2 separate regions of the Mus musculus genome follow, and region 1 is linked to region 2. Evidence: chromatin loops called from intact Hi-C (ENCODE). Cell type or tissue: left cerebral cortex. All regions are shown on one strand.

Region 1 (8,000 bases), 45 kb after region 2:
AAAACTCTCAATTAGCATAGATGAGGAAACCAAGATGTTCCATGACAAAACCTAATGTACACAAAACTTTTCCACAAAACCAGCCCTACAAAGGTTAATAGATGGAAAACACCAACACAAGGAGCGAAACTACACTCTAAGAAGAGCCAGAAAGTAATCTTCATTCTACAAATCCAAAAGAAGATAGCCACACAAACTTTAAAACTGACATCAAAAATATCAGGATACAACAATCCCTATTCCTTAATCCTTAATATCTCTTAACATTAGTGGACTCGATTCCCCAATAAAAAGACACAGATAGCAGACTGGATACACAGACAGGACACAACATTTTCCTGTGTCCAGGAAACATACCTCAGTGTCAAAGACAAACACTACTTCTGAGTAAAGGGCTGGAAAACAATTTTCAAAACACGTGGTCCCAAGAAACAAGATGGACTGGCCATACTAATATCAAATAAAATTGAATTCCATCCCAAAGTTATCAAAAAAGATGGGCACAGGGGTGGGGGTGGGGGTAGAGGGGCACTTCACACACATCAAAGGTACAATCTTCCAAGATGAACTCTCAATTCTGAATATCTATGCTCCAAATGCAAGGGCATCCACATTCATTAAAGAAACTATACTGAAGCCGAAAGCACACATTGCACCTCACACAATAATTGTGTTAGACTTCAACACCCCACTCTCATCAATGGACAGATCATGGAAACAAAAACTAAAGAGAGACACAGTGAAAATAACACACGTTATGGACCAAGTGGATTTAACAGATATCTACAAAACATTTTATCCTAAATCAAAAGAATATACCTTTTTCTCATCACCTCATGGTACCTTCTCCAAAACTGACCAGATCATTGTTCACAAAAGTGACCTCAACAGATACAAGAAGATTGAAATAATCCCAGACACCCTATCAGATCACTATGGATGAAGGCTGGTCTTCAATAGCCACAAAACCCACAGAAAGCCCACAATGTTAATAAAGAAAATATCCAGTTAAAAAACAAACAAACAAACAGAGAAACAAACAGTAAAAGCCAAAACAGCAACAAAGGCATCTCCAGCAGGCTGGCATCAAGGTGACTAACTATATCAGGAAGTCACTAAAACCCAAATGCATCTGGGCACACCTGTGAGTGATTTTCACTTAATTAAATCGTTTGAAGTGGGAAGGCCCACTTCTAGTGTGGATCTCTGAGACGGGAGCACACAGGTTTAATCCAGATTGAATTTAATTAGGGAAGCCCCACCCATAATCCAGGCCACACCTTCAGCTAGAGGCCTATATAAGGAACAGCAAAAAGGGAAGCCTCAGTCTTTGCTGGCTTGCTAGCAAGTATCTTCCTCCGCTGGCCTCACGTCAGACTTGATTGTGATTCCAGCATATACTATAGATCGCCTTAGACAACCAGCCCTGTGAAGTGAACGGTTATAGGACTCTTTGACGTTCTGTTCACAAGCAACCACTGCTGACTGAGCCAGAACCCCAGCCTGGAAGAGAGAAAGCCTTTCAGTTCAGCCTGAGGATGGATGCAGAAACCCCCCATCCAGGCCCTTGCGCTCAACAGCTGGACCTCCCTACCAAGCCACAGAGCAACTCTGACAGGACATCACGATCCAAACCAAGGAAAAGGGAGCAGGAGTCCAGCCGATCACACTGCAATTCCAGAAAGCAGACCGAAGAATCAGCTCAGATGGTGGAAGCACCCAGCAAAAGAAGACGCACTTCCAGGGACTCCAGTCGGGCCAGAACAGGAAGTGAGGGCAGCTCCCATGGGAAAAGGAGACACAAAACTTCCGTGAAGAAGGCTGAGCCAAAAGCTCACGGTCACCAAGATGGATTAGCCCATTGCCCAGAACCTCGGGACACAGGCCCACCACCGATTCGGAAGAGCCTGGTGAACTTTGTGCGGGGCAAGACTGAGGAGATTTATAGAGACACAGTCCAGATGCAGGAGCAGCAACATGGCTCCCGGCTCAGCCCTGAGCAGCTCTCTCAGCTCACACAGCTCTCAGAGTCTCTGACTGCCATGGTGCACACCTTCTACACCATGGCCAACCAGGCAGGCTTCGCCTTCCCTGCTGAGGGCTGGCTTGTCCCAGCCCCCATGCCTGCCCATCAGGAGCTGTCTGGCAAGAAATCTCAGAGTCCTTTGGTGGAGGGAGGAGAGAAGATCAAAGGTCCTGCCAGCCCAGCACACAAGTCCTGAGCCAAGGCCCTGAGGACCCTCCTAAACACACTCACACTCTGAGACCACAAAGGACCACTCCATCTCCCTGTCTACACAGGCCTTCACCTGTGGCATTCACCCTCTCTGTGTGAGCATGTAACCGGAGCGTCGATGAGAAGAAGAGTTCTAAGTGCTTATTCTGGAGTATGAACTGTGTTTCGCTGGGATCTAGGATTCAAGGGCTAAATCAGCCGAGCTGCACATCTATGTTTACTGAAGCAACGTTAACAACAGCCAAGATAAGAATCAGCCTAGGCGTGTACTAGTCAGGAAAAGGGTGGTGCCAATCACAAAAGAACACACAGGATATGCACTCACTGATAAGTGGATATCAGCCCAGAAGCTGTGAAATCCCAAGATACAAATCACAAACCACAGGAAACTCAAGAAGAGGGATGACCAAAGTATGGATAGTCTGATCTTTCTTAGTAGGGGAAACAAAACACCCATGGAAGGAGTTACAGAGACAAAGTGTGGAGTAGAGACTGAAGGAATGACCATCCAGGGACTGCCCCACCTGGTGGTCCAACCCCATAAACAACCACCACACTCAGACAGGATTGTGGAAGGCAACAAGAGCTGGCTGACAGGAGCCTGATATAGCTGTCTCCTGAGAGGCTCTTCCAGTGCCTGACAAATATAGAAGTGAATGCTCACAGTCATCCATAGGACTGAGCACAGGGAAAGGAATGAACAAGCTAGAGAAAGTACCCAAGGTGCTAAAGGGGTCTGCAACCCTATAAGAGGAACAACAATATGAACTAATCATTACCCCCCCAGAGCTCAAGGCTCTAGCTGCATATGTAGCAGAAGATGGCCTAGTTGGCCATCATTGGGAAGAGAGGCCAATTGGTCTTGCAAACTTTATATGCCCCAGTACCGGGGAATGCCAAGGCCAAGAAATGGGAGTTTGTGGGGAGTAGGGGGGTTGGTAAAGTGAACTTTTAGGATAGCATTTGAAATTTAAATAATTAATATATCTAATAAAAATATTAAAATGTATAAAGTAAATAAAAATTCTTAATATCTTATTGAATATGTATAGAAAAAAATTAATCTGGGCCGAGCTTGGTTGCACATGCTTTTAATTCCAGCACTTGGGAGCCATAGGCAGGCTGATTTCTGAGTTCGAGGCCATCCTGGTCTACACAGTGAGTTCCAGGACAGCCAGGGCTGAACAGAGAAGCCCTATCTTGAAAAACAAAACTAACAAAAAATCAACTTGGAAAGTTTACTGAATAGATCAACGAAAAAGTGAGTTCTGGAAATAGTGAATAAATGTTAAAATCTGGAAGAAATATAAAAAATGTAATAAATAAGATGTATGGGAAAATTTGTAAACAGTTCAGAGTGGCATCCAACTGTAAATATCCTCTTTCCAAAGCAATGAAAGCTCAATGATTGAGCAAATTCCCAGATCATCTGAAACATGAAATTAAAGGGAAGAAAGGAAAATCAGGACAGGATTAGAATTGGCATCAGCATGTAGTTGAATGTGTTGAGCTGCGTTGGAATGGTCTGTTTTGAATTGAGTTGCATTGAATAAAATTGAATTGAGGGATTTGTCCTGATTGTCAATAGCTAGCTGTGTGGGAGAGTAGTTGAATAACTAGCGAGGAGCTTTATTAGAAAGCCAACTATGTAAGATTGCTGCAGAGTAAGTGGAAAAATAAAATGAGTATTTGCTTCTAATTGGAATTTTGTTTTTGAATATTGGAAGAAAAAGCTATCCAGACAGGAGGGAAAAATGGACATAAACAAATTTAAAAAACCTAAAACCCAAAAGGAAATAGCACAGAAAGTTTCAGAGAAATAAAATAATTACATTCTCTTTGAAATATTTATTAATTTGTCTTATTGTTTATAATTTACATTATTACCAAATTGAATCCCAAAGGATTCAGTTTTTTTTCATAATATTTGAATATGCCGCACATACTCTCATCCAGTTGAGATGAGCCAATAATGGTGGCATTATTTCCTGATAGTTTTGCACAATGGCACTCCATCTTTGATGATGATGTTGAAGTTGACTGTGTGTTCTGTCAGTGCCTCAGAACAGTGTATCCATTATCCCGCCAAACACAGGAGAAAGAGAACCAGGAAACACTGCCATTTAGCTGTTACACAGGTGTCAGCCAGGACAAGGCATCACTCATCTGAGAGGGCCATTACAAAGAAAACATTGTCTTTGTTCTAAAATCACCAAAGCATGGCAAACTCTATTTGTCAAATAGTCCTCATCCCGGTGATTCCTCAAAAGAGATAATTTAAAGCCTTTGTAGCTTTAAAAATACTGTATTTTGTGCACAGGAACTCTGTTTCTTGAGACTGTGGAATTTGAAAACTGAAACACCTAGTCAGACAGTCTTAGGCAGCATTTCTGGTAGCTTTTCTGATACTAGGTCATCCTGAGAGTCTTGGTTATATGCTTCTTGTCCCAACTTTACTTTCCTTGCTTAAAATCAAAATGATAAACCTCTTATATTGTATTACTGAGCCCATCACCACAACCAGTGTCCTCGGGGACAACAAAAGCCTGCAACAGAAAGGCAGCTTGTCTGCCCCATGACTTATATCCATCTTGTTTAGTATTCTTTGATTGGTAACTGACATTCATTATGGCATGGAAGTTAAGTGTCAGCTCCCTCCTTGAGTATCTAGATGGGTTTTGGTCCATTGAAAGAACACGACGAGGACAGTATTTTCATGCTTCTATTTTCTTTCAGGATTGTAGAAACATACACACAAACAAAAATTGTCTACTTCTCAGTTGGGATAGATTAAATCACAGCTGGTAGTTGTGACATGATATATTTACTACTTATTTGAGTTTGTTTATTATAATTTTTGTCTGCTTCTCTGTTTTAACTCCAGCATAGTGTCTGCCTGAGGTTGGTTTTAGACTAGTTTCTGCGAGTTTTATTTCCCTGTTTTATATTTGAACTGGACATGGTGAATTATTCTTTGTCCTGTTGATAGTGTCTGATTAATTTAAAGACAGTTTCACTATGTTATCAAACTTGGAATACTCCTGTCAGGTTCCAGAGTGTTCGACATAGAGATGTGTGCTATTGTGTGCAGTTTATCCATTTGCTGTATTTGACAAATGTATTCATTCCTTGTATATCTTGCCTCTTAAGGTATAAAAAGTGATAATATGATATATTTCTAAAATTAATTTCACTTATATACCTCAGTTTAAACTAAATCATATATATAATACCCAAAAATGTAGCGAAGGGTACTTTTGATGTAGTTTTTTTCAGACATGGCTTTATACAAATTCGAGAATTTTGAGCATATAGTACTCAGCTTTCATTCTGTTATCTAGACAATAGAAGTCTCATGCAAAACTGTTAATTTTCATTGGTACTACAGTGTTTCAGTACTCACTGATAGGAAAAGAACAACGACATCCCTACTCTCAATTATACGTGTATACATGTGCAATATATTCATCAGTTCCAATAAAAAGACAAAACAAAACAAAGTTCTCTTACTAGAAGTCAGGACCCAATACTGAGGTATTTATTTGTGCCTCCCATGTGCTGTGAATGAATAAAATATAGAGCAGATTCAGGCTGTGATGATACTGATTCAAGGGATGCTTACATCCAATTCACCCTTGCACATGTGTTCAGGTGTGTGTGTGTGTATGTGTGTGTGTGTGTGTGTGTGTGTGTGTGTGTGTGTGTGATCTGTTGCTCATAGAAGGGAACAAGAGAAGATCAAGGAAACAGAGGAGATTGTATTCATATATTTAGACAGAGGAAACATCTTGACACATCATACAGGACCTGCGATGAGGACACCAGCATGGACAGAAGAGTGGGCTGGAAGAGGAGAAGCCAGGGGTGGGGTTTCATAATGTAGAGCTAATTGAGAAAGAAAAGGGAAAAGGCTATCATGAAATTGACCTGGATGGTGTGAAAACAGCTGTCTTTCTTTAAAATATTTCGTAATGCAAAATGAAGCAAAATTTGAACACTAAGCAGAGGCTTATAGCACTGATAAAGGTAGAACATATTTTACTCACCACTTACCAAAAATTAAAGGAAATTCTAGAGACTGAACTGCCAACCAGGGACCCTTCATGGAATTGAACTCGGCCTCCCACACATATAACAGAGAAGTGTAGTTTGATCTTCTGTGGGACCCTGAACAGTGGGAGCATGCTCTGTCTGTCTGTGACATGCTCTGTCTGTGACATGCTCTGTCTGTGACATGCTCTGTCTGTGACATGCGTGACTGTTGCCTGCCTATGGGACTGATTCCCCCGTGGAGTGTCTTTTCTAGCCTTAGAGGAGGAGGTGCCTAGTCTTACTACAACTTGATATGCCATCCTTGGTTGATATCCACTGAGGCAGTCCCTTTACTGAAAAGAAATTGTGGAGGAGATAGGAGAGGAGGAGATTAGGGGAGGAGGGGATGGGGAACGAGTGGGTTGGGGGAGAAGTGGATGGTGGGAGGAAGAGATGGGGGAAGGACTGAGAGGAAAGCAGGAAGGGGAAACTGCAGTTGTGTGATATAAAATAAATAAAATTGGAATTTAAAATTTTCCAATAAAAAGTACAAAGTACTATATAGTTTTGAAAATTAACTGTATTTATATGCTTCAACAAGCAAGTAAAAAAGCAGGAATGCTTTACCACAGTATAAGGATGTAAAATGTTTGGAAATTATGTGGATAACTGTACCTGTCTTACCTTGTATTGAAAAAAAAATCCCAACCAGTAATATATTTCACAAAGAGTATGTTAAAACTTGATCATAGCAATAGCAATAGAATCCAAAGGCCATTTCACTGATGGAAGTAACATATTACATCAGAGAGAATAGTGGGAAGCACACTCAGACAACCATTACATGACAGTGTCTCCTGATCAAGACAGGTTTGTCACAAATATGATGTTATTATAGACTGTTAGTTCCTATTCTCTTCAGATTCATAGATTGAAATATTAGGCACCAGTATTATGGTATTAGAAGATGGGGGTGGGGACGGACATGGGAGATTATCAGTAAAGTTGAGATCCTCTCAAATAGGCAAGTGTCCTTATAAAATAGACCTCAGAGACTTCTTTCCCCCTTTAGACTGTAAACCAAGAACCAGAAGACATCAAATCCACCAGCGTGGCTATCTGTAGAATCCAGAGCTGTGACCTGAAGGGAGAGAAGTTTATTGATTAATCAACTCATTTCATAGCAGTCTTCTTATGACATCTGTAATGGTTTCAATATGCTTGCCACAGAGAGTGGCATTATGGGAGGTGTGGCTTTGTTGGAGGAAGTGCGTCACTGTGGGCATGGGCTTTGAGACCCTCCTTCTAGCTGCCTGGAAGAGTCTTCTGATGACTGCCTTCAGATTAAGATGTAGAACTTTTTGGCTCCTTCTCCAGCCGTGTGTCGTTTTAGATGCTGCCATGCTTCCTGCCTTGATGACAATGGACTGAGCCTGTAAGGCAGCCCCAGCTAAATATTGCCCCTAATAAGAGGGTCAGGAAATGGAACAAAATATGTAGCAGTGGGGTTGAGGAACTGGGGATAGCCACTGGAAGGCCCCAGAAGGGAGGGAAGCGATAGGCTCCCATGACCCAACAGGGATGAATTTAGCCGAAATGCACAACAAAGTGGAGATAGAACCTGTAGAAACCACCTCCATTGGATAGGCATGGCCCCCCAGTCCAGGGATGGGGTCACCCACCCACCTCAAAGTTTTTAACCCAGAAATGTTCCTGTCCAAAGGGAAGACAT
Region 2 (8,000 bases):
GAGTTTGATTATTTCCTGCCATCTACTCATTTTGGGTGAATTTGCTTCCTTTTGTTCTAGAGCTTTTAGGTGTGTTGTCAAGCTGCTAGTGTTTACTCTCCCTAGTTTATTTTTGGAGGCACTCAGAGCTATGAGATCCCCTCTTAGAAATGCTTTCACTGTGTCCCATAAGTTTGGGTATGTTGTGGCTTCATTTTCATTAAACTCTAAAAAGTCTCTAATTTCTTTCTTTATTCCTTCCTTGACCAAGGTATCATTGAGAAGAGTGTTGTTCAGTTTCCACGTGAATGTTGGCTTTCTATTATTTATGTTGTTATTGAAGATCAGCCTTAGTCCATGGTGGTCTGATAGGATGCATGGGACAATTTCAATTTTTTTGTATCTGTTGAGGCCTGTTTTGTGACCAATTATATGGTCAATTTTGGAGAAGGTCCCGTGAGGTGCTGAGAAGAAGGTATATCCTTTTGTTTTAGGATAAAATGTTCTGTAGATATCTGTCAGATCCATTTGTTTCACAACTACTGTTAGTTTCACTATATCCCTGTTTAGTTTCTCTTTCCATGTTCTGTCCATTGATGAAAGTGGTGTGTTGAAGCCTTCCACTATTATTGTGTGAGGTGCAATGTGTGCTTTGAGCTTTACTAAAGTTTAATGAATGTGGCTGCCCTTGCATTTGGAGCATAGATATTCAGAATTGAGAGTTCCTCTTGGAAGATTTTACCTTTGATGAATATGAAGTTTCCCTCCTTGTGTGTTTTAATTACTTTGGGTTGGAAGTCGATTTTATTCAATATTAGAATGGCTCCTCCAGCTTGTTTCTTCAGACCATTTGCTTGGAAAACTGTTTTCCAGCCTTTCATTCTGAGGCAGTGTCTGTCTTTTTCCCTGAGATGTGTTTCCTGTAAGCAGCAGAATGTTGGGTCCTGTTTGTGTAGCCAGTCTGTTAGTCTATGTCTTTTTATTGGGGAATTGAGCCCATTGATATTAAGAGATATTAATGAAAAGTAATTGTTGCTTCCTATTATTTTTGTTGTTAGTGTTGGCATTCTGTTCTTATGGCTATTTTTTTTTAGGTTTGTTGAAGGATTACTTTCTTGCTTTTTCTAGGGTGTGCTTTCCGTTCTTGTATTCGTGTTTGTTTGTTTGTTTTTTTTCGTTATTATCCTTTGAAGGGCTGGATTCATGGAAAAATAATGTATGAATTTGGTTTTGTCATGGAATACTCTGGTTTCTCCATCCATGGTAATTGAAAGTTTGGCTGGGTATAGTAGCCTGGGCTGGCATTTGTGTTCTCTTAGTGTCTGTATAACATCTGTCCAGTATCTTCTGGCTTTCATAGTCTCTAGTGGAAAGTATGGTGTAATTCTGATAGGCTGCCTTTATATGTTACTTGACCTTTTTCCCTTACTGCTTTAACATTCTATTTTTATTTAGTGCATTTGTTGTTCTGATTATTATGTGTCGGGAGGAATTTCTTTTCTGGTCGAGTCTATTTGAAGTTCTGTAGGCTTCTTGTATGTTCATGGGCATCTTTTTCTTTAGGTTTGGGAAATTTTCTTCTATAATTTTGTTGAAGATGTTTGCTGGCCCTTTAAGTTGAAAATCTTCATTCTCCACTACTCCTATTATCCATAGGTTTGGTCTTTTCATTGTGTCCTGGATTTCCTGGATGTTTTGAGTTAGGGTCTTTTTGCATTTTGCATTTTCTTTGATTGTCGTGCTGATGTTCTCTATGGAATCTTCTGCACCTGAGATTCTCTCTTCCATGTCTTGTAATCCATTGCTGTTCTATGGTTCCAGATTTCTTTCCTAGGGTTTCTATCTTCAGCATTGCCTCACTTTGTGGTTTCTTTATTGTGTCTCCTTCCCTTTTTAGGTCTAGTATGGTTTTGTTCATTTCCATCACCTGTTTGGATGTGTTTTTCTGTTTTTCTTTAAGGACTTCTACCTGTTTGGTTGTGTTTTCCTGTTTTTTCTTTAAGGACTTGTAATTCTTTAGCAGTGTTCTCCTGTATTTCTTTAAGTGTGTCATTAAAGTCCTTGATGCCCTCTACCATCATCATGAGATACGCTTTTAAAACCGGGTCTAGGTTTTCGGGTGTGTTGGGGGTGCCCAGGACTGGGTGAGGTAGGAGTGCTGCATTCTGATGATGGTGAGTTGTCTTGGTTTCTGTTAGTAAGATTTTTACGTTTGCCTTTCGCCATCTGGTAATCTCTGGAGTTAGTTGTTATAGTTATCTCTGGTTAGAGCTTGTTCCTCTCGTGATTCTGTTAGCCTCTATCTGCAGACCTGGGAGACTAGCTCTCTCCTGAGTTTCAGTGGTCAGAGCACTCTCTGCTGGCAAGCTCCCCTCTTGCAGGGAAGGTGCACAGATATCTGGCGTTCAGACCTGCCTCCTGGCAGAAGATGAAGGCCTGAAACAGGGCCTGTCCCAGAAGCTGTGTATCTTTGGCCTGTCCCAGAAGCTGTTAGCTTCTGCAGTCCAAACTCTCACCTGTGCAGCCTCGTCTCAGAGGGATCCAGGAACCAAGATGGCTCCTCTAGGTGCTCTGGCAAAGCCCTCCCAGGTGGGTTGGACACCTCTCCTCTAGCAGAGAAGGTGCCAGGATGTCTGGATCCAGAAACGGGGTCTGCCTCAGAAGCTGTCCTCTAGGGACCTTGGGGGTGTCTGCAGACTCCTTGCCCTAGGTGACCAGGTGCTGGTACAGTCTGGAAGGGACTTGTGACCTTGGTCAGGCCGGGTTTTCTGCTTCCCTAATGCTGTCTCAGGTCCTGCACGATTGGAATGGAACAGAAGTTGTGTCCTAAGATCTCATGGAGAGTCCTCTAGGGACCTTGGGGGTGTCACCTGGGTGCCCAAGGTGACCCAGTGCTGGAGCTGACCAGAAGGGCCATATTAATTTTTTTAAGGACATAGTTTTGTAGTTTCAAATCTGAAACCCAGGTGTGTGTGGGGGGGGGGGGAGATGATGTGATGGTGAAATATGTCCACGAATCTTTTTACATAGCATATGTATATTGTGCTTCTATTTTTTGCTGCATTACATATAGAATCTAAAGTGTATTAGGATAGTAAGGATAGCTTATGTACAGTGCATACTTTGTAACTCTTGTGCTGTTCTAAATCTTCGGTTTATGCCATCATTACCAATGCATCCACCAGAGAGCTGTCTGAAGTTCTCCCTTTAGGAAATATTTCTATCAAGGAGAACATTTAGAAAATGTTCACGTGAGTTACACTTTTGGAAAGGATTATTTTATATGCTCCTTACAAAACACAGTAATTTCCCCTATTGCCTTAAGTTTTCCTGTTTTCTTGGTTTTCTGTAGTGTTTTCTAAGAAGGCAAAAAAAGACATTTAATTGCAAAGTATAACCTCAATGATGAAACGTTTCAAATATGTCTATTGTTATATATAATGTTCATTATTTATCTAATATTCTGATTAAATTCTCTGCAACTAAAGGAAATATAGTTTCAATTTCTTCATACAGTTTAAACTAGTACATTGAACATACAAAACATATCCTTATTAACAGTTTGAGGTAAAAGGAAATAAAATATTAGTGTAATTCTAAGAGACGTGAAGAAGTAAATATTGCCCATAAAGTACACACAGAAAATGTATGAGGCGATATTGTTTGTAAATTCCTTCTAGTTAGCAAACAAAAGTTGGAGAATATTTTTTAAACAGTACATGAAAATGAATCAGTATTCTGCCCCAAAAGGATGCTCTATGATTAGCATTTGTTATGAATGATCCCAAAATTTTTTGTTTTTACCTAGGATTCACTTATTGAATTATTGTTAAGCTGTAATAAATGCCATGAGTGCAAATGGTTTAAATGCTAAACTCTCACATCTAGAGATAATTCTTTCTTTTTCTCTCTTTCTTTTTTTTTATTAGGTATTTTCTTCATTTACATTTCCAATGCTATCCCCAAAGTCCCCCATACCCTCGCCCCTCACTCCCCTACCCACACAATCCCACTTCTTGGCCCTGGCATTCCCCTGTAAAGGGGCATATAAAGTTTGTAAGACCGATGGGCCTCTCTTTCCAATGATGGCCAACTAGGCCATCTTGCATTAGATAATTCTTTATGAGTGTAAGAAAGTAACAGGGTTAATTAAAAGTTAAAATAACTCAGAAGGGGAGCCATTGTGAGCAGCAGCAATGTGGTGAGGGTAGTTCTCAGAAGCCCAGGTTTGCCGATAGTATTTCTTTGTATCAACTTCAGTGTTTGTTTGTTTCAAGCAATAGTCATTTTTTATGATTTCTACACAATACAACACAAATAATAAATATTTTTAAAGTAACAATAATGTTATAAGAAATTTTGATCTTTAATATCCTTCAAGAATTGTATGAGGAGGCCATTTTCTTATCTGCTATGAAAGTCAGTTTCTTGGCTGAACATATATCTACGCCTGTGTGTTGGTGATTTCCCCAGACCTCCTCCTTCCAACTCACCGGGTGTTAGTGACTAAGAGACCACTAGAGGGCAGTCCAAGCACGTGCTACTGCAAAAGCTTGTGGCATATTGCTTTTCTTTTAACCGGGGGAGGGAGGGGGTGAAGAAAGAAAGAAAAAGGAAAACACTTTTCACAAATAAAAATTTATTAGAAGTTTAATTTTCTACGATAACAGGTAAATTTACTTGAAATAAATAATATGAGGGAAATAATGTATTAAAATACAAGTAAAAGTAAATTCCTTTAAAAATCTTAATCTGGAAAGTTTACATAGAAATTTCTATGTAAATCTTCTTAGATGGAGTAGCCATAGTGACATAACAGGATAGGAATTTAGAATTAGAACAACTTGCATGTACTTATGCCACATGCTATTTTACACTGTTTATATTACTTCTTTTAAGTCTGTCAAATACCAAGAAGAAAAAACACCTTACAGAAATAAAATACTTTACAGTGAGCCACTGAACTTATTACACTGTCTGTATGGATTAGTTCAGGTTTAAAAGATAGAAGGCTTATTGAAGTGACCATTTGTCAGATGTAGTGTTGTTTTGTGTTTAAGGGAAGTTTGCAGCTCTGTGGATTTATGTGAGCGAGGGCAGAATTGAATTAATAGACAATTTGTTTCTATATGAAATGTAGTTTTCATTTTAAACAATCTGTGCGCACTAGTCACATATGCCAGTTGAGTTTCATCAAATGATTAGCAGCTACTCAGTAAAACTTTGAATGTTAAAGCAGCATATCAAATGGGGAAATGGAAAGCCTATTTTGTATACTTAACAAGAAGACAAACCGTCCATTTTTAACACTCTCACTATAAGACTAGCGATCTTAGCTGTTGAAATAGGATTAGAAGGGAAGTGAAAATGAGGCAAATAGTGAACACAGAGTCAAAGTATCCCTGTTTACAGATTCCATTACTGTAGACGGCTAATGTCCTAATGAACCCAGCATAAGAGTCTAAGCGCTGATGAAAACCTTCACCAAAGTAGCAGGATGCCAAGACAACACATCGGAACCAGTAGCCTTACTGTAACCCCACTGATAAAGAAAGCAAGTCATTAAAAATACCAGTCTCCCAAACAAAACTGAGAAACAGATACAACCAAGGAGAAGGAATAACCCCCCCACATGGAAAAATCATGGAACATCAAGAAAAAGAACCAAAGAAGACATCAGAAGATGGAAGGCTCCTCCCCAAAGCCAACAGCAGACTTCACAGAACTAGTGAAAACAAGCCTAAAGTTCACAAGTGGAGCGTGTACACAGGACTGCATGTGGCCGAAGCAATGCTGAGTTACAAAGAACAAGGTTGGAGGCACCATCATACAGCTACCTTCAAAGCATGCTAGGCAGAGAGAGATAGTAACAAAAATAGCCCGATATTGCCAGGAAAACAGAAAGGAAAGCTAGACCAGTGGATTAGAAGACAGGACCCAGAAATAACACCACATGCAGACAGCTATTTGATTTTTGACACAGCTGCCAAAAACATGTGTTCTATGTATAACAGCCTTTCTCCATCAACCAGGAACTGGGTGAGCACCACTGAAAGCAGATCTCTGTCTCTCAGCCTATAGGCAATTCAACATAAGTCTATCACAGACATTCATAGGAAGCTAGAAACTTCTAATTACAAGCACAGAGAAGAGTCTTCAAAATATTGTCACTAGCAACGACTTCCTAAATAGCTATTAAAAGGCTCAGGGGGAAAAGTGAAGATTAACAAATGGGATTATATCACATGAAAACCCTGCAAGACAAAGGAACCTAGTAAGGAAATGAAGCTACCTACAGAAGGAGAAGCATTGCCAGCTCAGCTGTTCCTGAGACAGACAGAGTCTACCTAAAACACATAGCAATGTAAAAACTTAACATTAAAGGTCTGAGAAATTCAATCAACCAATGAGGAAATACTTTAAATAGACATTCCTCGAAATAGAAAACACTTGTAGCTCATTGGCAGGTCATGGACCCTGCCTGTAGCAGGTCGAAGATTTGGTTTTTTACTTGATTTATCAAGAAAACAAACAAAAAACTAAAATCAAACAAATAATAATGGTCAATGTCTTTAGCCATCGGTGAAATGCACATTAAGTTTCACTGAGATTTCATCTCATCCTGGCCTGAATATCCACTCTAAAAATAGGAAAAGAAATTAAAAAAAAAAAAAAAACATAGCAAATGCTCCTGAGGATGTACAGAAAGGAATCCTGTGTTCTGTTGCTGGAATTATAAATGTGTCCAGCCGCAGTGAAAGTAAGTATGTAGTTTAAAGAATAAAGAACTATCATATAAAAAGTGTACTACACGGATACTTATATACCCATGCTTATATCAGCTTTTTCTCTACCACCAAGGTTCAATAGTTCAAGAGTTAAAGTATACTCACAGTGGAGGTATAGGAAGACTGAAATCATTTGACGGTCAAGAAAAGGGATTGAATTGGAGTTTATCTTGTACAATAAAATACACCAGACACAGAAAAATAGTGTCATATGTTTTCTTTTATGTGTAGAAGCTCACAAATACACACACACATCACACCACAGTTGACATAAAGATAGAAGATGGACTTTACAGGAATGGGTAAGAAAGAAGGGATTGAATAGAGAAAGAATAGTGGAGAAGGTGGTTGTATTCAAAGCATGATGCCTGTATCATCTATGGAAATGTTACACACATTAGCTTGTAGAGTTAATATGATTGAAAAATGAAAGTAAAGGCCCCACTGAAACAAAAACCAAACAAGGAACCTGAATGTTCTATACTACTAAAACTGGAGAAAGTGGGAAATATTTACATTTCCAAGTCATATCATTAATTAGAAATGTTGACTCATGAGAGCATTTGACTAACATGGTCTTTGTTATTGTATTGTATTGTCCAAGGAAACTTAAGAAGGCCATTCTGCCCTGTCTCTGTGGCTGAGAAGTCTTTGAATAAGTGGAAAGTAAAAAACCATGGACAGGTGATGTCAGTGGAAGGCTCTAAAAGTGGAGTGAGCAAGGGGTACTTCAGGATTGGAAAGAGTCTACAGGCAGAGAAAAGCAAAGAAGAGGAAGGACCAAAGGAACTAGGGATGGAGAAGCAGATACGTCTAGATTCTATAGAATATCACAAGTCATTGTGAGAAACTGTGTTTAACTCAATAGGTATGACAGTATTGAATAGAAATGGCATGACTCCATTTTTGTTTCAAGCCCTCATTCTGGCAGCTGATAGACTTTGCCGAGCCTCCTGAATACAGGCCAGCAAAAGACTGTATGGAGGAAAGTCCATGTGAGAGGCTACTGGATTCTGTGTATTTTCCAATGAAGACTGTACCTGAGATGTTAAGGGAAATCAAAGATAATTGTTGAAATCAATAGTTTTCTGTGATACCGTTTATTTAACAGGAGAAGTGAGAGGGGAAGGCATCATGTAAAGCAATGCCTAGTACACAGGAATACCACCATCTTCCATTCCATAGTGCTTGGTAATTTCTTAAAATTTGCTTATAAAGTTTTAAAATTTTTAA

The links. Hi-C counts contacts between places; a loop is a spot of excess contacts. Peaks named below come from ENCODE experiments on the same cell type or tissue, not always from the same donor. Only the 100,000 strongest peaks of a DNase experiment are listed, where the experiment ranks them.
Region 1: a loop joins it to region 2, with 4 times the contacts of the local background. A loop is called at or near these places in 3 of 42 quality-filtered maps.

The regions. Positions count from the first base shown.
Region 1 is chr14:106,480,114-106,488,113 of GRCm38, forward strand. It overlaps 1700128A07Rik (RIKEN cDNA 1700128A07 gene), which reads right to left and starts at 6,407. Exons shown (of 4, transcript NR_045938.2): 1 at 6,290-6,407. It overlaps Gm29871 (a long non-coding RNA gene), which reads left to right and starts at 6,973. Exons shown (of 5, transcript XR_874942.1): 1 at 6,973-7,138. It also overlaps the pseudogene Frg2f3. In left cerebral cortex, no CTCF peak of the experiment used is centred here; no DNase peak of the experiment used is centred here.
Region 2 is chr14:106,435,001-106,443,000 of GRCm38, forward strand. The region is part of intron 2 of 1700128A07Rik (RIKEN cDNA 1700128A07 gene); the gene reads right to left. Among named protein-coding and RNA genes, the nearest start is that of 1700128A07Rik, 48 kb to the right of the region's middle. In left cerebral cortex, a CTCF peak has its summit at 4,499 (motif pointing right); a DNase peak (open chromatin) is centred at 4,502.